Linked DNA regions of Mus musculus: regions 1 and 3 are each linked to region 2. Evidence: chromatin loops called from intact Hi-C (ENCODE). Cell type or tissue: left cerebral cortex. All regions are shown on one strand.

The links. A loop is a pair of places that touch in the nucleus more often than their neighbours do. Peaks named below come from ENCODE experiments on the same cell type or tissue, not always from the same donor. Only the 100,000 strongest peaks of a DNase experiment are listed, where the experiment ranks them.
Region 1: a loop joins it to region 2, with 2.2 times the contacts of the local background. A loop is called at or near these places in 1 of 42 quality-filtered maps.
Region 3: a loop joins it to region 2, with 2.4 times the contacts of the local background. A loop is called at or near these places in 1 of 42 quality-filtered maps.

Annotation. Positions count from the first base shown.
Region 1 is chr1:192,328,428-192,336,427 of GRCm38, reverse strand. The region is part of intron 6 of Kcnh1 (potassium voltage-gated channel, subfamily H (eag-related), member 1); the gene reads right to left. Among named protein-coding and RNA genes, the nearest start is that of Kcnh1, 140 kb to the right of the region's middle. In left cerebral cortex, a CTCF peak has its summit at 4,085 (motif pointing right); DNase peaks (open chromatin) are centred at 216, 1,478, 5,002 and 5,533; H3K27ac peaks cover 3,708 bases.
Region 2 is chr1:192,708,857-192,716,856 of GRCm38, reverse strand. The region is part of intron 7 of Hhat (hedgehog acyltransferase); the gene reads left to right. Among named protein-coding and RNA genes, the nearest start is that of Gm22265, 33 kb to the left of the region's middle. In left cerebral cortex, a CTCF peak has its summit at 4,702 (motif pointing right); a DNase peak (open chromatin) is centred at 4,705.
Region 3 is chr1:192,309,176-192,317,175 of GRCm38, reverse strand. The region is part of intron 6 of Kcnh1 (potassium voltage-gated channel, subfamily H (eag-related), member 1); the gene reads right to left. Among named protein-coding and RNA genes, the nearest start is that of Kcnh1, 120 kb to the right of the region's middle. In left cerebral cortex, no CTCF peak of the experiment used is centred here; DNase peaks (open chromatin) are centred at 234, 1,436, 3,754 and 3,900; H3K27ac peaks cover 1,027 bases.

The DNA of each region.
Region 1 (8,000 bases), 380 kb after region 2:
ACTCTGCCACACGGAAAGAGTGGACACAGCCCTCATACTTAGATTCAGTCAGCTGATAGGGTAGGGTACGATCTTGCTCCACAGGGGTCTCTCTCTCTGCACCCTAGCTGAGGATTCTAGCTTACGGAGTGAGCAGCATCTGCAGCCGCCATGAAGGAGATTATTTTGGGAGGCAAAGGAGTCTTTGGAGTGAGTCAGAAATCAAGCACCATGTACGCAGCCACCCACATGCCACCTCCTCCTGAGGGTCCCAGTTCAGAGAAAAGCATGCTTTCCAGGGTAAAACTGCCTTCTCATTTTTCCTAGTTCATATACAGCTCACAAAAACAACACTAGGTAGACCAGAAGTCCCCAAAGGCAGTCTGCCTCTCCTTGGCTCTTCCCTTTGACCTCCCATGGCTCTGCCTCCACCACAGGCATCCTTTCAGCTACCAGTGCCTGCACCGCCTTTCTCATCCACCTTCCACGTCCCTGGCCCTTCCTCTTCCATCACAGTGGCCACCACAATACATTCACTCAGTTCTCAGAGGCCAAGCTATCCTCTAGCTATACTCCCAACAGCCACATGATAGGTAGACACATGTGGCACCTCCTTGGACCAGCCTCTCAGCCCAGAAGGCCTGACCTATAACTTGCCATCTGTTAAAAATCTAACCATCCTTCTGGTTGTCACTGACTCTACCAAGGGACTTCCATGATGACCCTAAGTCAGACCCCATCCCCAACTCCTCCTCAAGTCCACAGTATTCTGTGTCCATTACCACTACACATGATCTCCTGTGATATTGTTCCCAAAACATCACCAGGAAGTACATCTTCCCAAATACAGGAGTCACCTGCCATGCATGTTAGAAGCAAGTGGTTTGAGCAGCGTCAGCAGCCCCCATTTTGGAATCTAATTTACCACGGCAAGTGTAGCACACAGCACATGCTCAGGAAGAGTCTGAGGTCAGGGTCTGAGGTCAGGGCATACTTTCTCCTCCTTTCTTTAAGGAGGGTCTGGAACTGCATTGCTGTGTCTCTGTACAGCAGCATGTTGTTTCTCAGCGGTTGTGCAAATCCTCTTTTATCACATTAGCAGCTGGAATCCTGGTATTATTAGTTTCGCTCCCCCACATCCCTACTTTCCTGTAGCTTAGTTCATGGGATAAATAAAACGGAACACTCCAAACTTCTTTTTCCTTTGAGTACATTAAAACATGACGGGGCCATATGCTTAAGAACCAGGCTACTCCAGAGGCTCCTCACAGCCTAAAACCATCTCACGGTGCAAGTAGTTTCCTGGATGCTTTATGGAATTTTGGCATTAGGAAAAGCTGGGTGTTCCCAGGTGGGTCAAGAAGAACAGAGCAGCAGGAATAGAAGCTACTGAGTTCATCCTTGATGGGAGGCAGATTCTGGACATCTCGGTGGCTCCTCTGTGATATCACTGATGAATGTGACTGAAGTGGACAGTCTGCAGGCTTCAGACTCATGGTATGCAAGTTTTCAAGATTTACTTAAATGAGCAGCCCACACAAATGACTCATTAGATTTGTCTTACCTCACCTTGTGTGAATGTGTATGTGAGTGTGTGTGTGTGTGTGTGTGTGTGTGTGTGTGTGTGTGAGTGTGTGTGTGTCCTTCATGTGAGTGCTAGGATCGGAACTTGGAGCCTCGTTTGTATGGCTCTCCTCTCTTACCCATTAAGCCATCTCTCTAGCCCCTAGCTTCTCATTTAATTAGATATGTATGCCTCTGTGTGTGTTTGTATGTGTGTGTGTGTGCATGCATGCATAAGTGTGTGTATGTGTGCATGTGAAAGTGTGTGTGTGTGTGTGAGTGTGTGTATATGTGTGTGGGGGGTAGATGGGTGGGTGGGAGTTATGCACACGTGTGATGTCTGCTGAGGCCAGAGGAGGGAATCAGGTGTCCTGATCAACCAACCACTCTCTGCTTTACTCCTTTGAGACAGGGTCTCTAACTAAAGCTGGAGCAAGACAAGCAGCCAGGAAGCCCCAGTGATTCGTCTGTGCTGGGTTACAGGTGTGTGCAGCCATCCACACCTGGTGTTCTCCATGTGAGTGCTGGGATCCAAACTTGGGGCCTTATGTTTGTGCAGCAATCTCTGTTACACATTGAGCCACCTCTCCAGCCCCCTGGCCTCTCATCTAACTAGACTCACCAATGTCTCTTCTATCATTATTTTTCTACTGTAGATATAGACACTAAAGTCTCATCACATTATTGAAATGCTGGTTTTTTGTTTTGGTTTTTGGTTTCTTCTGTTTTGATAGTTCCACCAGAATCCCACATCTGCTCCGGAACACGATGGCAGCCATGCCAAATTAGAAATATAAATATAATTTTTGTTATCATCTTCTACTCAATATTGCTTGGAGACCCCTTCACCTGCCCTTCTCTGTCTCGTGCTTCCTCACCTTCATGTGGTAAGGTCTAAGATCTGCATCTCAATGGACTATGCCTGCCTGGCACCGGCTCACCAGGCTTTCTGTCAGCACTGGCCTTCCCTGTTACCCTCCCTCCCTCACACTCTGAAGTTAAGAACAGCGAGTTTTAAGCTCCATACTTGCATCTTTCCAAACAAGAGTGACTTAGCACTCAAACAATAAGTACTGCCTTCCCCCAGGAAACTGTGTCCTCCACCGGGCCCTGTGAATGGCATTTCATTCATTCATTCTTCAAACAGGTTGGAGGGATGGGAGGAGCTTCAGGCAGAACAGGGTGGCACAGTTTGCACCCCACACCTCAGCTTCCTTTCACTTTTTATCTTGTGGTGGAATCTCACCACGCTGTCCAGGCTGGCCTTGGACTTATTCTGCAGGTCAGAGAAGCCTTCAACTTGGAATCCTTCTGCCTCAGTCCCCCAAGTAGGTAGGATGAGAGGTCTGAACCACACCAAGCTTAGCAAATGCTTATGGAGTTCCCACTCACACTTCAAGCACTGGAGACAGACAAGTGACAAACCTGACCCAGACCTTCACCCTCCTAGAATTTTTAATTAAGAGAGACAGATAATAGGATAAAACTCTAAAGTAAGAGCTGCTACATGACGGTATGCTAACAGAGCAGGCACGACCTACGCACAGAAGTAGCAGGAAGGTGGCCAGCCAATGTCACTTAGGAGGCCGTGGCATCAAGGCAAGGGCCCACAGGAGACAGGGTGTGAGCCATGAGATGGTCTAAGAAAAACAAGCTCCAGACAGAAGCAATGGTAAAGCACCCTGGGGTGTAAAGGGCATGCCACACTCTGTTGCTCTGCTGTAGACTGACACGTTCTTGGGTCTAGAAGGACAGTGCCAATGAGAGATGTGATTTCTTACATTAGCCCTCCAGGCACTGAGGACATTACCGGATTCCTGAGACCTACCAAGTTCACCATAGACTTACTCTTCAGGTGAACATGTGAGTCCCAGTTCCTCACAGACACTCTGTGGTGTAGTTGAGTGGAAACCTACACTGTGGTGATACTGAACCTAGAGGTCTGCTAAAAGGATTGTGATATTGATGTAGGGGGTCATGTTGAGAGATTGAAGGATGTTCAAAGTACCCATCCAGGTGTGTCTGAGTGTTTACAGAGGAGATGGGCATGTGGGTCAGTGAACTGAGTGACAGAGACCTGCTCAGACTCTGGGAAGCACCAACTAAATGTCTAAGCACCTGAATGAATAAAAAAAAAATCAAACAGGAAGAAAGGAAGGCAACTTCCATCCCTCTATGGGCTCCCTCCCAAGTCAGTGTGCTGTCTGATGCCACTTTTAGGCTTGGACCAATGATCTTTAACCTTTGACTTAAATCTGCACTAGGGGCAATGAGTGGAGGTCCCTCAGGTCTTTGGTCTCAAGCTGAGGGAGTTGAGGTTATACCTTGGGTCTCTCAGACTTCTGATTTCTTAGATGAAGCCATACACCAGCTTTGCTGGTTCTGCAGCTTGTAGGCAGCCACCACTATGGACCTGCTCAGCCTCTGTGACCATGAGAGTTAGCTTGACACACCCATCCTTTTGTGTGTGTGTGTGTGTGTGTGTGTGTGTGTGTGTGTGTGTCTATACCTATATTTATATTTACATAAATACACAACTTTGCCACTAGAGGTCTCTCTCTCCCCAAACCTCTTTTTCTAGTTTCATGTAACAGAGACTGGCCTTGAACTCAGTATGGTAGATCCAAGGAGTCATAGGATCAGGAGCTTGTGACTCCTTGGAGTCTACCTCCCAAGTGCTGGATGCTAGGCATGCCACAGCACAGCCATTTATATGGCCCTGGCAATGGAACCCAAGACCTCACACATGCCATAAGCAAGCATGAGCCGCATATACCAGCCCCCACTGGCTCTCCTCTGGGAAAGCCTGGCTAATACAAAGATTTACTACTTTATTAACAAAAATTGTGTGTTGTCTGACTTCAAGAATGTTCATACTATTGGAACTCGGAGCCATTTCTGTTGATAATGGGATAAATTGGTTTTACCAGGTTTCATTGGAAGTTGCTTTCTGAAGCTGAAATTTAATTTGCCCCCCCCCCCTACTCATTGCAATATTGTACTTCGGCCATGTTTAATTCAATCCAGTGGTTATTTTCTGAAACCTGGGGAAAGAAGACACATTCTGAACGGAGAAATGATAGGAAAACAGGGCAGCCTGATCCCTGCCCTCACACTGCCTGAGGCCAAGCCCAGAGCAAACAGAACGTAAACTGCACTGGGAGCAAACTGTATCTGCAACCTGCAGTCTATTCAGCAGGAGGCCCAAGACCATGCACACAGGGGACTACTCCTGGCTCACATAGCAGGTCTGCTGACCGTACTCAGGGAAAGGATGTGGCTATTGAGCCCAAGGGGAGCTTTTTAACCAAAAAATGGGATTGCCTGCACCCTTCTATCTGTTTACTCCACTAATGTCGTCCAAAAGCCACATCTGCAGTCGCTGCAGAAAACAGTCAAGGAGGAAGTTTAGAAATCACTGCAAAGACTGTGGACGTCCCTCGTGCTTACTCAGAGGCATGGAGCAAACTGTGCTCCCTCGTGGATTTACACCATCAAGCTTCCCCTTATGGAGATACTGGAAATAAACCCTTGGTTGTTGACAAAAAAAAAAAAAAAAAAAACCCAAAGGAGAAGGGACAGAAATTCTGGATTTATCATGCAACATGTTCATCGCTCAGAATACTAAATTCAGCTTTCTTCTTCTACAAAAGAGATGAATCCAAGTGCCCTAGAATGTTTTTTCTCCCTCATCTCAAAGGAAGCAATGCAGCCACCTGAAGCCTAGATACTATGGTTTTAATTTCTTTAGGCTAATTTGATTTAAATCTCAGGGATAACACAGGTCAGAGTCTGGTGTGGGTGAAAAGCCAAGTGAGTTTCCTAAGAGTCATAGATGTCCCCAGGACTGTGACCAGAGGAGAACACTGGTCCCTTATCACTCTCCTGGCTTTATATACAAAATATACACTCTCCTGCGGTTAGGAAAGTATTCTAGGAAGCAGCAGAGAGGCAAGGACCATTCCCTACACAGCCTCTTTAGATTTAAAAGTCTCACACATGCCCTGTCTGAACATAGCCACTCCAGCCAGTCTCATCCTGACCAAACATCAAGGTGCAGGCAAAAAGGCAAGAACCCCCAATCAGGTGGCCTCCTACCAAACACCAGGTATTTGTGGCACAGATCCCCTGGAGGATGGGCAGTCAAGAGGAGGAGTCCAGCAGCTAGTTTAGATGGGTGACGGGTTTTCTGGAATGTAACGCAGGAGTGTGGTACTGCCAAGTGCAGACCAGCAGCCTGAGCCCCTGGGCTAAGTCAGTGAGGGTGGAGCTGCAATGTTATGGAACCATCCTGGCTAAAATGAAGACACGAGAGAGAGAGAGAGAGAGAGAGAGAGAGAGAGAGAGAAAGAGAAAGAGAAAGAGAAAGAGAAAGAGAAAGAGAAAGAGAAAGAGAAAGAGAAAGAGAAAGAGAAAGAGAAAGAGAAAGAGAAAGAGAAAGAGAAAGAGAAAGAGAAAGAAAGAGAAAGAGAAGCTGTGTCCCCTCCTTGGCTCTCAGTCTGTTAAGCAATGGTCCCTAAGAAACTAGAATTTCCCCAGCAGTCTCAAGGTGAAAGAAGGAAAACATTGGACAAGGTGCCAGCCTCAGGTGGAGCCTGTCCCTCAGGAAAAGGCCTACTCCAAAAAGGCAGGGGACAACAGGGGCTCTTGGAATCCAAGGCTGAGGTAAGAAGGACCTTCCAACTTTGTGGTTTCCATTCTTTTCATTCATGATTTTAATGCTGACTGTCCTTCATTGATACCACTCAAGATCTCAGAGGCCATTCCTCTGACAGCCCTGGGGAATGCTGGGTAAGAATCAGTCTACCACCACAGGGGAATGCTGGGTAAGAATCAGTCTACCATCTTCATTCCCTGAAGGAACCAACACATACAGGGCTCCACTCTGTGGCTCTCTAACCTCTGAGTATAAGTCTCCATGGGAATATTATGAAGAAAAATGGTTCTCTTCAGAGGTTTTTGGAAAAAAAACCCACAGTTCTGAGGTCTCTGGAAGTCAAGTACAGAGAGCCACCATCACTCAGTATATACAGTTCCCCTGCATACTAGGCCCAAGAGACAGCAGGGTCAGATTCAGCCTTCGTGGTGGCTATTATAGAACACTCAAAGGCTCCCCAGAGTTTCAGCCTGACCCTAGATGAGGTCACTGCTGCTCAGAGAAGAGAAAAGAACTATCCAAATGCAGCAACCTTCTAAAATTCCAATCTCAGCCCCAACCACACACAACCTTCTATTACCACTGCTGTGGTTTTGTCCTTTCCAGAACGTTCTATCCTGAAATCATCATCTAGCATGCAGCCAGGGACAGCTGAGTCCATTTCTAAGGAACAGATTTCAAGGTTTCCCTGGGTCTTTCCATGACTTTCCATGGACAGTGGATGGCATGCCATTGTCTGTAGGTAGCAGGGTACATCCACTCATCTTCTAAGGGTTGCTTGTAAGGTTTTAGCGATAAGCAGTGGAAGTGCCACCTGTCCCTTCTCACATAGCTCTCAGCACAGTCACGGGGCCACAAGAAAATGTCCCACAGGACACGCTGAAGGTTGCCATGCAATGTCCAGAGCAAGTGCTGGCAGCAACAACAGGGTCATCCACACGTGTCTTCTGAAGTCATGATTATACTCATGAACAGTGACTGTGCTGGATAGCTCATGTCAACATGACACAGGCTAAAGTCATCTGAGAGGAGGGAGCCTCCTTAAGATCAAACTGTAGGCAAGCCTGTAGGGCATGCTCTTAATTGGTGATTGACAGGGGAGGGCTCAGACCATTGTGAGTGGTGCCATCTCTGGGACCACTATAAGAAAGGAGGCTGAGCAAGCCATGGGGAGCAAGCCAGTAAGCAGCACCCCTCCATGGCCTCTGCATCAGCTCCTGCCTCCAAGTTCCTGTTTGAGTTCCTGTCCTAACTTTCTTCAATGATGGATTACAATGCGGAAGTGTAAGCCAAAGAAACCCTTTCATGCCCGTCTTGCTTTCTGGTCATGGTGTTTCATTGCAGCAATAGAAACCCTGACTGAGACAGTGACTTAAGGAATCTTCCTGGTGACGCTCAGAAGCAACCCCAGCTTTGTGCAGAGCAGAGTCCAGGGCTGCAAAGGCAGCAGATGAGCCAACAGCAGGCATCACCAGTAAAGAGCAGTGGCTAAAAGAAACTACCGACCTTGCCAGATGTCCACGCACAAGGATTCAGGGGTGCTAGGACCACCAGAGGACCCAGAGGTCACCAGGCCTGTGATCCATACTTGAAAGATGAAGGAAGAGAGTATGTGAATGTCTCATCCCAGGGACAGAACAAACTGACAGACAGACACCAACCCTGGTCCCAGCTCTCATGTGCTGCACACTAACTAACACATGAGGAAAATGAGAAGAAAGCAGAATGCACTGATTTTGCTGTAGTAAAACACACTTTAAACTTGACCATGCTGCACATGTTAAGCTTTAGTTCTAGTGAA
Region 2 (8,000 bases):
GACCCCCTACTTGGGATGGAATTGACAGAGTATGGCTGGGCCCATGTCTTCACAAGAGGCCATGTTACACTTAGTGGGAGAGAGCAGAGTTGCTAACCAGCTCCAGAGGCTGTTCTGTGAGCAGGTGCTCCAAGACCTACAGACTGCATTTTTTTGTCTGTGAGCTTCCAAGTTGGGTAGCTATAGGTTTGAATCCCATCTCTCTTAGACACGGGTGGGCAGCTTTGGTGGAGCTTACATCTGTCTGAACACCTTCATCTCAAAAATGAGACTTGCCCTTTCAGAGCTACTGTGGGGGTTCAGTGAAATGTTGTACCTTTTGGATGGGCCTCACAGTAAATCCTATAGATAGAGTAAGTGGTGTATGTATATGCATGCGATGTGCATATGTCCTCTGGATAGAGTATATGGTGCATGTGTGTGCATGGGGTGTACACATGTCCTGTAGATACAGTATATGGTGCATGTGTGTGCATGTGTGTGCACATGTGCTCATGCACATGCATGTCTTCGTTGGTCTTCTTTGCTTGTTTGCATCTGTCTCTATTCTGCCAGCAAGGTAGTTTGGGAGTCTTACTTCCCCAGAAGGACACAGTCTCCAGGTATAGGATTTGTCTGGAGAAAACCATTTGTGAAAACCATTGTCCTTCATTCTTTCACCCTAACAGCAGAGGCCACACATACTGTGACTGGATCTTCCCTTATCCTACTCAGTTCTTTTGGGGGACTCTTGTTTGGCTGGTCTCTATATGTGCGCTCTCTCTCTCTCTCTCTCTCTCTGTCTCTGTCTCTGTCTCTGTCTCTCTCTGTCTCTCTGTCTCTCTGTCTCTCTCTCTCTCTCTCTGTCTCTGTCTCTCTCTGTCTCTCTGTCTCTCTGTCTCTCTCTCTCTCTCTCTGTGTGTATCTCTCTCTCTCTCTCTCTCTCTCTCTCTCTCTCTCTCTCTCTCTCTCTCTCTGTATGTGTGTATGTAGAGGCAGTGAGCTCTTGAAAGGGAGTACTTTATTCCACCGATAATGTGCTCTGACATTCTGTTTTGTACTGTTATATGTGAAAATGTTGGCCAGAAACCAGCCACCTGGCTGAGTCCTTCCAGGGTGTGTGAGCCCTTTCTCTCATACCTGCACCCGGACAGGGAATGGCTGGCTCTTGTGCAGTATGCACAGTCAGACTCACATACTTATACAAGTCAGCTTTCCAAACAGGGTAACACTTTTTTGCTCCTCTGAACAGAGTTTGAGTTTCCAAGGCTTGTGTCTCATTGACACTTGATTTTGGCTTTTAGTTTTGAAAGCCTGATGAATGTGAAGTATACCTCATTGCTTCTGCAAATGCGTGGGAACCAAAGCCTTCTAAGCTATGTGACAAAAATAAATCTTCTCTCCATTAAGATCTCCTGAAATCATTCTGTTCACACGTGTGCAGAGACCAACAGTGCCCTGGGGAGTGACTTTTAGTCACCACTCATTTAGAGTCAGGTTGCTTCACTCACATCCGTGTGGTTTACAGCGTCTTGATGCCCTGTGACCATGTGGCCCATGTGATAACCATGACAATGGTGACAGCACTGCCTTGAAATGAATTGTCACTATTTGATTTTTTTTTTTTTTTGAGACAGGGTCTCCCTTGGTTGATTATTTGGAACTTGCTTATGTGGAATAGTCTAGCCTCGAACTCACAACCTCCTGTGTACTGACTGGGATTAAAGGCATGAGTCACCACACCTGACAGACTATGTCATTTCTACTTAACCAGTCTGAGCTTTACAATGAAGAATCGTATTGTCCCCCAGTGGCATCCCATGTCCCCCAGGCCAGAGAATTGGCTTCATCAGCACACACAGGAGATGTCTATTCTCCCCACGCTGATGTATTTCTTAAGGTTTTTGTGAGTGGAATGTCTTAGGCCCTCTTAGAGACGCACAACACATCATACCTAGTATCTCCACCAGCATTTTTACTGCCTGAAACCAATCTTTTACCCCCTTATGATATCCCTGAGAGCATCAGGCACTTTGTCACATACACCTGGGGAGCTGCCATCTGCCACTCCCTTTGCAGGAAGTCTAGAATGACTGGTGCGCGCAGCTGTATGGATACCCAAAGTTAGATTCCATGGAGTCCTTTTCTGCATGATTTTAACTTTACTTATAGCTGAATCGTATTCCACTGTGTATATGTACCACATCTATTATCTACTTGTCTGTTGAAGGATGTTTATTTTGTTTCCCTTACCTGGGTATTGTGACTAGGGCAGCTATGAGCACTGCCAAGTGTCTGTGCGATAGGATGTCAAGTCCCTTCCGCATATGCCAAGGATGCTGTGGCTGGGCCGTATGAGAGACTTATTTTCCGTTTCTGAGAATTCTGCATATTGAGTTCCAGAGTGGCCTTCTCACTAATCTGCATTTCCCTCCCTGTTCACAGCGAGGCTTTTTTTTAAAATACTTTTTTATTACGCGTATTTTCCTCAATTACATTTTCAATGCTATCCCAAAAGTTCCCCCCCACACTTCCCTAACACAGCGAGGCTTTAAGCATTCTCCTTAGTAACTGCCCCTACACACACACACACACACACACACACACACACACACACACTTTATTTAACTGTTTGGAAAGCAGAGAGTTTTCACACTCCTTCTCTCTCTGCTTTGAGCCCCACACCATGCTTTTGTCTCAAACATTGCTTTGCTCTGCCTACAGACTTTGCAGCTGGAGGGTACCAAAGACTTTTTGTCCATGACTGGTGGGGAGAACAGCCTGCCAGGGCCTCAGGTGTGGCTTTGCTGGGTGGACTTGTCAGGAGCTCTGGTTGTCTCCCCTACTTCCTTCTGAACTGAGCCATCCCGCCAAATACCCGGGGATCCGTGAGAGCCCTGCAGAGACCCCATTAGCTGTGACTGCAGGTTATGAACCTGTCACTTACACTGTGTGTGCTCAGATGGGAGGGGCCTTTCCCTTCTTAGAGATAAGTTATGTTGAAGTCTTTCAAACGCATGTCTGTTTATGGAAACATGTCGAGTTAAAACCGTCTGTGAGGAATGCACTGATTGGGACTTCCACCTTTCTGTTGTAGAAAGGTGTGGCCTCATGTTCCCAACAGCCAGGCCTGTTCCCGACATCCAGGCAGCTTCAGCATCCCTTTGCTTCTCAAGCAGACCACACTTCCTAAACCCGGTGCCATGTCCTTTGGTCTCTGTCATGTCTGTTTGTCTGTCCTTCAGCCTCTCTCCTTGCCTCCGTGGTTCCCACGCTGGGCACATCTTTAAACACAGCTGGTGTGGCCTCACCTGGGTGTTTTCATTAGCTGTTCCTTCCAGGTGGAACACCCTTTCCTGTCTGACCTCTCATCACTCCCATTGAATTTAAATGTCACTCCCCCATAGACGCTTTCCTTGTGACCCGAACAGAAACGGCCTCCCTATGTTCCCGCACCCTCCAGGTTCTCAGCACAGGGCTTGTCTGACCTGAAACTTCCTTGCTTTCTCTGCCCCACACCACACAGATAAGCTGCAAATGGGAGGAACTTCCTTGGTCTTCTTCACCACAGCAGCCCAGCACCTCCAACAGGAGTGAGCCGGTTGACTCTACAGGTGCTTGTTAAGTGTGAGCAGTGCACTTGGTCAGGCACACACCCCTGTTGTTATAAGCAGCTTTTCCAGGACTGGGGATGGCCCAGCTGCTGATAGTGTAAGCACCAGGCCCTGAACTCGGATCTCCATCATATATAAAAAGCCCCATGAGGTTCCCTGTACCTTCACCCTGGCACTGTGGGGAGAAGCATGCAGAGTCCCGAGGATTGCTGGGGCTTGTTAGCCAGTCACTCTAACAAAAGATGTGGTGAGCTCCCGGTTCAGTGAGAGACCCTGTCTCAGGGGTACACTGGATGTCCTCCTCTGACCTTTAGGTATGCACGTGTTAGCTTGTGTGCCCCTACATGTGCACGGGTACACGCCACACACACACACACACACACACACACACACACACACACACACACATACACACACACACACACCATGTGTTTACAAGCATGTTTGGGGTCTGAACATGTGACTTTTAGTTATAACCTTGTGATTGCAAATTGTTATCTTGGAAGAACCACTGATTTATAACTAAACACATTGGTGTTTAGTTATAAATGAACAAGACATAGGTTTGATTCCTGGCACTCACAGGGTGGCTCATAATCATCTGTAACTCCAGTTCCAGGAGGCCAATGTCCTCTTCTGGCTTCCACAGGTACCAGGCACACATGTGGAATACATACATACACACAGCCAACCACCATACACAGAAAAATAAATAAGATAAAATAAAAATTAAGGAAGTACCAGTTGGTGCCTCCAAAGACGGCCATGTCTGCAATCTCTATGGACCTGCACAGCCCTGTATGTCAGTACACGGACCACCAGAGCAGTGCTAGGCTCCTGGCTGGAGGGCAGCATCAATGTGCGCCAATTCCTGGACACGCAGCCCCATTCAGGTAGCACAGCTGCATCTGGAAGGTGATATAACATTTATCTCAGCCCTTTCCTGGTAGAGAGAGGAAGAGAGAAGGAAAGGGGAGGAGGTATAGAGAGAGGAAGAGGGAGAGAGAGGAAGAGGGAGAGAGGGAAGAGGGAGAGAGAAAAGGGACAGGAAGGGACAGAGGGGGCACGAGTATCTGAATTAGAGGTTCAGGGAGCACATACCAGAAATGGCCAGGAGGTGGCAGTAGAAGCTCACTAGTCTTTAGATGAAAAATTCTAGCAATCAAGATAAAATTTTATTAGCTTAATATTTGGCCTCTCCTTAGAAGTCGACAAAGTATATTGATGTGGTGGTGGTGGTGGTGTGTGTATAAGTGTATGTATATGGGTGTTATGTATGAGTATATGCATGCATGTGTGAGTGTACATGTGTGTATGAGTATATATGCATGCATATATATGTGTATATGCCTGTACGTGTGTGTGTATGCATATGATGTGGACATGTATGTGTGTGTGTGTGTGTGTGTGACAGAGAGAGGGAGAGGGAGAGAGAGGGGGTAGGAGGGGAGAGAAGGAGAGAGAGAGAGAGAGAGAGAGAGAGAGAGGAGAATATCCATTCTCATCCCAGCTTTCAAGTTGTACCCAAATGTCCTCATGTTGGGATTTTAGACTCCTTTTCACGAAATTCCCCAGTAAAATCAACAATTCTCTAGTGAAAATCTGTATTTCAATTTTCTCAAGTTTATAGATTTCAAGCAGGACACGCTTTTACGTAGAGATTGCAGACGTGGCAGTCACTGGTGTTAGCAGTGAGAGCTTCCCAGTCCCTTTATTTCTAATTGGGGACCCTGACATTTGTCCACAGTACTCCAATAGTATCTCCAGAAGACATGCCTGTTTTCTTCTGAACTCCACTCTTTTAGGAAGGCACAGAATGGCCAACTGGAACCATTCGGTTTGGCATAGCCTGAGATCAAGGGGAGCAAAGGAGGCAGCGTCTGGCTTTTCTTGAGAAGAGCTCCAAAAACCCGTTTCTTGAGGTTGTTATTGAACAGTGTCTCATAGTGAATGCATGATAGATCCAGGCATTCAAGACAGGAGGGGGCATTGTGAGAAAGGAGCTTTGGCAGAGTGTTTAAGGGTGGACAAGAGGGAGTCCAGTTCTTAGTGACAGAGGAAGCAAAATGCCTGGGGTGTACTGGCACCTCTTTCAAGGCCTTACCTGTGCACTGGTGTGGGTGGAGCGGAGACACACCTGTCTCCTATGGGCGAACTGTCCAGGGTTTGGTGGCTCAGGGTTGTGCTATCTGTGTGCCCATCAGAGTGGAATGCCTCAAAGACATCCACTTGCTCTTGCTAACTCTGTGACATCTTGAGAAGGGAGACACTTGATAGTTGTTTTGAAAAAAAAAAAAAAAAAACGAGGACACAAATGTTCGGCAGACAGCACAGGCCCCTTTCCTCTTCCGTCCTTTTGAAATGTTGAACACTTAAAGGCTTGTTAAGATATGGCTGAATTTATTTTTTATATACATTCTCTCTTTGGATTAGAATCTTAAGGTTATTTAAGATTACTGCAGTGTGAACATAAAGGTTCTCTGGAATTTACTACCGAGTAGCTTGGCTGGTCAGCTATGGCTATTCCATGTGGTGAGAGGGTAATTTCATAGTGCACGCTTGCAGATCAGAAGAGATGCCCTCCTGACATGTCATTGGAAGGGGTATTGGTTTCCACCTAACACCAGCTAGTCCCTGCTACCATCTCCCCTTCCCCCAACAGCCCTCAGGACGTCATGGTTTTTGTTGCTTGAGCCCTAGAGACCTGGATTACAGATAATTTCTTAGACATATGAAATAGGCAAATCTTCCCTTTAAGCAGAATTGAAATGGGATGTCTGAAGTTATCAGCTATGCTGGGAAGATATTTCCCTTTGTGGAAGAAGTCTTGCTTCCGTGAAGGATACACAATAGAATCCGTTCATTTTGCACATTTTCAGTTCTTTTGCCATAGATTTTGCACATCACCTCTCCTGGGCAAAGCTTCAGTTGAAAATTTACTTTTCAGAGTCTCAGCATACTTGGCTGTGTGCACAACTCTCTTCTTGTCCCACATTATCTCCCAGAGGCTTGCTTGGCTGGGTGTGTGTCCTGTTATTTTGTGAGATCTTTTCTTTTAATTAAAATTTAAAAAATGACAGTTGTACTGGCTGGTTTGTGTGTCAACTTGACACAAGCTGGAGTTATCACAGAGAAAGGAGCCTCTCTTGAGGAAATGCCTCCATGAGATCCAGCTGTAAGACATTTTCTCAATTAGTGATCAAAGTGGGAGGGCCCAATCCATTGTGGGTGGGACCATCCCTGGGCTGGTAGCCTTGGGTTCAATAAGAGAGCAAGCTGAGCAAGCCAGGGGAAGCAAACCAGTAGGTAACATCCCTTCATGGCCACTGCATCAGCTCCTGCTTCCTGACCTGCTTGAGTTCTAGTCCTGACTTCCTTTGGTGATGAACAGCAATGTGGAAGTGTAAACTGAATAAACCCTTTCCTTTCCAGTTTGCTCCTTGGTCATGATGTTTGTGCAGGAATAGAAACCCTGACTAAGACAACAGTCTCATACATGCATGTAGTGAATTTTGATCATTTTTATCCCCCTTACCCTCTCTTGCCCACACTCCTTTCTTTCCAACAAGTCCCCACCATGCTTTCACGTCGTGTGTGTCCCACTGAGTTTAACTGGGGTTGCTTGTACGAGTAAGGGTAGGGGCTTGTTTACCAGAGCACCAACCACATATTAGTGGGTACACAGCTGAGGAAAAGGACCCCATGCCCCAGCAGCCGTTGACGGTCCCTCAGGGAGGAGTGGGGTCTTGCAGCCCCTTCTATGTTGGAACGTTGATGGGTTCAGTCTTGTGCAGGTCTTATGCAAGCAACCAGAGCTCAGGTGAGTTTGTGAGTTCAGTGGCCGTGCCGTGTGCAGAAGACATCCTTTATAGCACCCTTCCCCCAGCTCTTAGATTCTTTCTGCTCCCTCTTCTGTGGTGTTCTCCAAACCTCAGAAGGAATGATGTAGATGTCCCATTTACAGCCTTTCTTCTCAGGCTGCAGCCAGGTATGCGTCTCTGCGCTAATTGCTGTTTTCTGCAATAAGAAGCTCCTTGGGGGAAGATTGAGTGAGCTGCGATAGAAACACAGGTGTGTTTAGGAGGAGAGTGATGCCCTCTTCCTCCTTCTAAATGCATGTGTGTGTGTGCGTGTGTGTGTGTGTGTGTGTGTGTGTGTGCGTGTGTGTTGCCTATATACATGCCATGGGTGAGTGTGCTGACCCTGTGGGGGGACAGAAGACAGTGTCAGGACCTGTCAGATGTGGGTGCTGAAAACTGAACCTGGGTCCCCTGCAAGAGCAACAAATGCTCTAAACCACTGAGCTGCCTCTCCAGCCCTCTATGGGGTCTTTTTATTATTTATGAATGAATTAATTTATTTTTGAGGCAGGGTTTCTCTGTGTAGCTCTGGCTGTCCTCCACTCTC
Region 3 (8,000 bases), 400 kb after region 2:
CAGCATATCTGAAAGACGGGGCAGTTTAACGTCATCTAAACTTTAAAGTTTTGTCTTCCGTGTTTGCCAAGAATTTACCTGGCATTTTTACTTTTGTGTGTGGTAAGACAGAAGCATTAGCCTTTACTGTGTGAGCAGTGTGCATGCCACAAAGGCCTGCTAAGTGAGCCCCTCTTCCACAGTAGCCCGCACTGCCACCTTTCCCTTTTGGTGTGTCAGGTTTGTGAGTCATCTCCAGGGTAGCCTCAAACTCTCTACACATCCAAGGATGGCTGTGAGCTCCCAATCCTGTTACTTCTACCTCCCAGGATTACAGGCGTGCACTACCACACCTGGCTGGTGCTGGGGCGGTAACTTGGCTGTCAGAATGCAAAATCCTAGGCTCTGTCCCTGCACAGCCACCTTCATTCTCTCTGACTGTGTGTGTGTGTGTGTGTGTGTGTGTGTGTGTGTGTGTGTGTGTGTCTGCCTGTCTGTCTGTCTGTCTCCCATCACCCCCTCCAGAGTTTTATCTATCCTACATCAACAGCACAGTACTTGCAAACCAAGCTGTCCTGACAACTCTCGTAACTGTCGGAGGAAACCTTCCCATATCATTTTTCTCCTTTAGTCTCTTCCCACCAGTGTTTGGTATGTTCATTCATTTCCTTGCACTGTGCCCAGTAAGTACTTTTAGTAAAGTCTAGACTTTAAGCAGGGACAGTAAACATCACTGTCATCTTCCCAATTCATTTTATAAATGTTTCTAAGATATCCCTCATTAAAATAATGTCTTCAGAGATTTCTGGGTACATATTGATCTTTATCAAATTAAAGGCACCCTTCTATCCCAATTTGCTAAATTTTCTTAGTTAAGGAAGGATATTGACTTTTAATAAAGTGGCTTTTCTAAATTGTGAGATAATCATCCAGATTGCCTACTTTCACTTTTACTGTAATAAATTCTATTTCTGCATTTTCTAATATTGAAACCCCCATGTATTATTGGAACAAATCAACTGAATCTAGACGCTTGACTTCTGTGCTGCAGCCTTCCCAATCCCTTGTTTGGTCACAGATTCCATCTGTTTGCCTTCCTGCAGCAGCTAACCTGTGTACTTTGTTGGTTTGTTTTTTTTGTTTTGTTTTGTTTTTTTTTGAGTTAATTGGACTTACAGCATGGATTTATACTGTGTGTTCTGTTTCTATTCTCTGAAAAAGTTCATATAAAACCACAGTGATGCTGTACAGGCCACTGGGGAAATACAGTCATTAACAGTACTATCCAGCAGTGACCTGTAAACACCACAAAACACACCCAGGAAAGATGAGTAGGCAATACTGCAATGACCATTATGAGTAACCATATGAGGTAACCATATGGGGTAACCAAATGGGGTAGCCATATAGGGTAACCATACAGGGTAACCATATGGGTTAGTCATATACAGTTACCATATAGGATAACCATATGGGGTAACCATATGGGTTACCAAATTTCTTTGTGAGGCCAAGACTGGAATAAATACTTTACAGGTTGAAATAAGACCAAAACAGGAAACATACTTTGCAGGATAAGAGTTCTGTTTATAGTTAAAACAGTTTCTTTCCTGCTAAGAGCTGGCTGTGAGATAAGTCCATTGGTCCTGTGTCAGGTCCCTACTAATTAAGGCCTCTATTTACAATCAAGAGTAAAGTTCCTGGTCCATGATGCATGTCCCTGTATTTGTTCCTCCCGTTTCATTGTATCTTTTTTAACAATGAACAACTATCAACTCTCTCACCCAAGGTGAATACCTTATCTTTAGGGGAGACCTCCAGTCGGCCAGCCTAGAATGCATTCCAGCACAGCTTGCTTTAATTTGAACTCACTCCTTCTCAGGAGTAACACTTTCTGATTGGATCCCAGGCTTGCTCCACAGGAGGAAATTCATGCCTGGTACTGGAGACCAGGCCAAAAGCCCATGGCTAAGGACCTTGTATGCCTTGCCAGTGGGCTAGGGACCTCTAAATAGATGTGTCATCAAACTGCCTTCTAAATACTCGTTTATGTTTATACTCACAGATTAGTTCTGCCAGAGAAATTTCTTTTCACAGTGCATAGCAGTTTAATGCAGATGATCATGACTGGCCAAAACACTGAGAATAAGGGACTATAAGTACTCAGCCCTAGGTGGGACATCTGAATCACATACATACACAAACAGAGAGAGAGAGAGAGAGAGAGAGAGAGAGAGAGAGAGAGAGAGAGAGGTAGAAGGGCAGGGAGAGGGAGGAGGAGGGGAGGGGCAAAGGAAGGGAGGAATAGGGAGGGAGGGGAGGAAGGGGGAAGGAGGAGAGAGGAAGACAGAGAGGGAGGAGGAGGGGAGGAGAAAAGAGGGAGGGGAAGGAGGAAGAGGAGGGAGAGGGAGAGAACCTGTGCTCTGGAAACATTGCAGAAGAGAGGACAGAAAGAAGGTAAGAGCAAGAATATGAGGCACGTATAAATGTTGCCTTCTGGATATGATGTGGCCCCAGCAATCCTGATTTGCTATAGCTATGGTCACCTGGACAAGATCAAGTCAACAAGACCAGTCGACATTCCAGCAGGCTACAAAGGGGAAAGGAGAAGAAGGCATGGAAGGGAGAAGGGAAAAGGGATGTGTTGGGGGACGTCTAGGAGGAGCTAAGTGTAGACAGGATGAAGATAAATTATCAAAGAATAAACGAAGCACATTTTTTAAGACACAGGCCAGTTATAAATATATGTATTGTAAATGTTTAATATAGGCTCCGCCCCACAGTTACCTGGCAATAGCCAGGTATGCTTGACTCACTATAAAAGGGGCTGCTTGTCCCACTCCTTGCTCTCTTGCCTCTCTTGCCCTTTTGCCCTCTTCTCCCCTGGCTCCTGCCCCCTTATCCTCCTCCCCTCCTCCCCATTGCCCTCCCCCTCTCTCCACGTGCTCATGGCCAGCCTCTACTCCTCTTCCTCTTCCTTCTTCTCTGTCTCTGTCTCTATCTCTCTACTGTCATTAGGACCTCTGGGGGGGGGGGGGAGGCAGGGGAGGGGTGTGTCAGCATGGGCCCGCAGAGGCCCCTCCCCCACACCATGCTGTACCTTTACCAAACATATTCCTTCCTTTTTTCCATCTTTTTTATAAAACACAACATTGGTGCTGAAACAATGCTCGTATTTTATTAGAAACACGTTGAACGTGACTGTGAGTGACTTTAGGACTGTTTGGATTGGGGCTTTCTCTTGTAGTTGAGTCTGTTTATTATTCCTCCTAGAAACACCATGGCTTACACACACACACACACACACACACACACACACACACACACACACGGCCGCTGTCAGGCCCTCTTTGTCTCTTATGCTCTAAGCAACTGCTCAGTTTTCTTCTCTGTGGTATTTGCCCCTCTCTCTTCCTGGAACAAGCTCACTGAGGTCTTATCAATCTGGAGAGCAAGTGTCGTTGAAGCCACTTATCTTGCTTTTTTATTTTTTAGCATTTCTTTAATGTCTGCTTCCATTTTCCCTGTCTTTCCCCTCTCTTTAAGGACGGGTGCAGCTTTAACTGCCTTGCTCTCCGGCCGAAGGCTTATTTCATTATTTAAAGTCTTTATTCTCCGCTAAATAGAAGCATTTAAGATTTTACAGTCGTCGGAGCAACAGCTTGATTCCATGAGGCTTTATTTGCGGTCTTTTCCTTGTGCTCAATGTCTCAGCCTTTTCTGACTGCCATTATTCATTGTGTGCCTGAGCCAGCTCTAGGGAGCAGTTGTTAAGTTTTTCAGAGATATTTGGAGCTGATTGTTAAACTAAACTAAAATAAAATAAAGTTATATAAGCTTCAAACAGGCCTTGTCCCAAATCAAAAGTAGTAATTACTAAAGCACATTACTCTCTATTGCATTCCAGTGTACGGTCTTCTACACTCAAGGTTGCTCCCATCTGCGTCTGCATGGTGCTCAGCTTACATAACCCTGTTTGTGTGCTTCCAGGCTGGTGTTCAAGGGAAGCCCTGTGGGGAGCCTGGGGTCAGCTACAGGACATTTAGCTATACTTCGGAGTTAGAAAATTCTATAAATCAGGACAGGTTTATTTGTCCCCCACCCCCAGAATAGGTTATTTCATGATTTGGAAGAGTTTCTAAAATGCTGCACATTTTTGACAGATTTCATGTGCATCCGATTCATTGATGAGCACACAACAGGAACCTCTATGGGTCAAGAGAAAGCACTGAAATAGCATTACCGCCTTTAAAACTTCACTTGGATGCAAGGTCGTGACCTTGCAGGTACAATCAACTATTTATGCGTTGGTGGTTCATTCTTCCAATCCAGCTTCAAAGCAGATTCCCCCTCCCCATCTACTTATTTTTCCCAAAACACCACCCACAAGTTCTAATAATAACAATGAGTTGTGTTTCATGGATTACAAAGCACTTTCATACACACAGTGGTAGCTCTTAATCCTCACAAAGACCCACCCCATGCAGATGGTATCTTTAAGGGCCTCTGGGTCTGGAGTCTGGGGTCTGGGGTTTACTCTTAGCTCTTGCCAACTTGACGTTGTCCTATTGTCCTGCTCCTCCTCTAAGAACCAAGCTGAGGAGTTTGCTCCTTTCTATCAATTCTGTCTCTGGTGGAAGCCTCGGCACCCGGTAATGACTTTAGCTGCCCTCAGGTTACCTTTCGGATGATTTATTTATGCACTGGGATAAAAGAAAAGATGAAATCCTGCTTTTAACAAAGAAGCTGTCAAAATCGGCAAGCCAGTTTGTTTTCTGATGAAGACAATTTCTTGTAAGAAGTAGAAAAATGAGAGATTGATTTTAAAATTCATTTCTCACTGCAGGAGAAAATTATCATTAGGCGACAATCATTTCAGTTACAGAACTCTGGCTTGCCTCACTGGCAGGGCGGGGCCTGCGTACACAGGGTAAGTGTGTGTTCAAGTCTAAAAGGGCCAGAACATATGCACAGCAGCAGTAAGTCAGGGGCTTCTCCAAGCAACAGGAAAATTCTCACCCAAAATCTTAGGAGAAGCCTCCCTAAGTCTTTCTGCAGCCCCGTGGCTCAGTGTGAGAGGTGGTGTGAAACTCGCCCTGCTTATGGCCCCTCCCTTCCTGTCAGTACCAATGGGGCAAACACAGCAGCCTAACTGCTTCCACCTACATATCCCTCTGCCCTTTGACCTCTGGTACCCAGAATGCACTCTGCCTGTGCTCAGAGTTCTCAAGGGTGCCCCCTCTCTGATTCTTTGTTCTCCAGTAGATCTGTGATTCTCCTGTCTACCCTTTAGCCCACCTGCTCTCCAGACTTCCACACAGTAATTCATTGCGAAGCCAGCTAGATGGCTCAGTGGATAAGGGCACTTTGCTGCTAAGCCCAATGAGCTACGTTCAAGCCACACAACCTACATGGTGGAAAAAAGAGAACTAAATCCCTTTAAGTTGTTCTCTGACCTCCACATATGACAATATGGGCCACACACACATCGATACATACAAATATATAAATATTTAATACACATACATACATACACACACACACACACACACACACACACACACACATATATATATTACTCTCTGGGCCAAGCATATTCAAACCATGACATTCCACTCCCTGGCCCCATAGGCTTGTTCAAACACATGAATGAGTCTATGGGGGCCATATCTAGCCATAGCACAATAAAAGTATATTTAGTCCAACTTCCAAAGTCCCCATAGTCTATAACAATAGCAGCAATGTTAAAAGTCCAAAGTTCTAAGCCTTTTCTGAGATCCATCCAGTCACTTAACTGTAATCCCTCAAAGCAAAACAGAAAACTAGCTGGGCAAACTCCAAACTCTGCATCTCAATGTCTGATGTTAAAGCAGTTTCATATCTCCAACTCCTTTTTCATCTTTGTTAACTGCAATGAACTTCTTTTCCTGAGCTGTTTCCACTCCCTGTTAGCAGCATTCCTAAGGAGATATCCTGTGCCTCTGGCATCTCAAACATCTTGCTCCAAGGCAATTTCAATGTTACAGTTTCTTGTGTCAATGTCTGGGATCCACACTTGACCTTCTGGGCTCCTCCAAAGGGCTGGTGTCACTTCTCCAGATCTGCCCTCTGTAGCACTCTAAGCTCAGGTTGATCCACTCCACTGCCGCTGCTGTTCTTGGTGATCAGCCCATGGTACTGGCATCTCTAATAAGCTAGGGTCTTCTGCAGCAACTAGTCTTCACCAATAGCCTCTCACAGTCTCTCTTCATGGTGCCAAGCCTCAACTCCTTTGCATGACCCCTTCAGTTCTGGGCCATCAACTGCAACTGGGGCTCCTTCACCAATGGCCTTCCATGGCCTCTCACAGTGCCAAGCCTCAACTGTTCTTCATGTCACCTTCATGCCTTCAAAACCAGTACCACCTGGATGACTCTTACACAGCACCAAGTATAGCTGCAGCACAAAGTACAACCTTAGCTATCTCTGGAACACAGCTTCTTTGTCCTCTTAGTAAACACTTCCCACAGGATTTTACCTCAATGATGCTGGTCTCTTCTTAATCACTGCTAATTTCTTAGCTCCAGCTAACCAGCATCAATTGTCCCAGTAGTCCCTTCTATTTTTCACTCTAGAGTCAGAGCCATATAACTGAAGCTGCTGTATTCTATTGCTTGCTGGGGCTGGAACATGGCCCTCTTATTCTATTATGAGCTTCCTGTTTTCCAACTCCCTCACTGCCTAAGCTCGGCTTTCCTGCTGGAACTTGCTCTGTAGATTGATCTTATACTCAGAGATTTGCAGGGCTCTGTCTCCTGTAATGCTGGGATTAAAGGTATGTACCACCATGCCTAGATTTGAGCTTTTATTCACCTAGAACTTGCACTGTCCCGGGGTAGCCTTGAACTCAGAGATCTGCTTGGCTTTATCTCCTGGGATTAAAGGTGTGTACCACACCATGCCTGGATCTAAATTTACCTAGGTAGAATCTTGCCCCAAAGTCTCACTCCCTTAATCTGCTATCTCCTAGAACACAGGATTTGGATCCATTTCACTTCCTGGCACCCCTTTAATATTCAAACCATATATTTTTATATTTTTTTCCTTTGTAAGCTTCTTCATGAGACCTAATCAGAGAACAAAGACTCTGCTAGGCTTTTTTGAGACTTCCTTCATCAGTGCAATTAACATAAATCTCTGTAACTTAACCACAGGTAGACTCTTAAAACAAGGGCAAAAAGCAGCCACATTCTTCACCAAAATACTACAAAAACAGTCTCTAGGCCACATACTGAAATTCTTTTCCACTGAACCGTCTTGAGCTAGGTCTGCACTCTCAGTAACAAAGTCTTCCATATTAATGGAAGGAATAGAATAGCCCATTAAGCCCCATTTAAAGCATTTCACTGCTTTCCAAAACCAAATTCCCCAAATCCACATTCTTCCAAACAAAAGCATGGTCAGACCTATCACAGCAATACCCAACTCCTGGTACCAATTTCTGTCTTAGTTAAGGTTTTACTGCTGTGAAGAGACACCATGACCAATGCAAGTCTTATAAAAGATAACATTTAATTGGGGCTGGCTTACAGGTTCAGAGGTCCAGTCCAGTATCATTGAGTCCAGGGACATGGCAGAATCCAGGCAGGTATGGTGCAGGAGAAGCTGAGAGTTCTACATCTTCATCTGAAGGCTGCTAGTGGAAGACTGACTTCTAGGCAGCTAGGGTGAGAGTCTTATGCCCACAGTAACACACCTACTCCAACAAGGCCACACCTCCAAATAGTGCCATTCCCTGGGCCAAGCATATTCAAAGCATAACAAATATATATATAATTTAAAATCTTATTTCATTCTGACATTTGACTATTTCAGCCTTACTCAGCCCACTTAAAAAGTGACACATTCATGCTAAATAGTAGGTGTAAAGCTGGGTCACCTTCTAAGGCCAGTCTTCCTGCTGCAGTCTCCTCCTGTCAATGGAGTCAGCAGTCTCCTCTCAGCCTTAAATCAATCAACTGCCAACACCTGTCAACTAAACT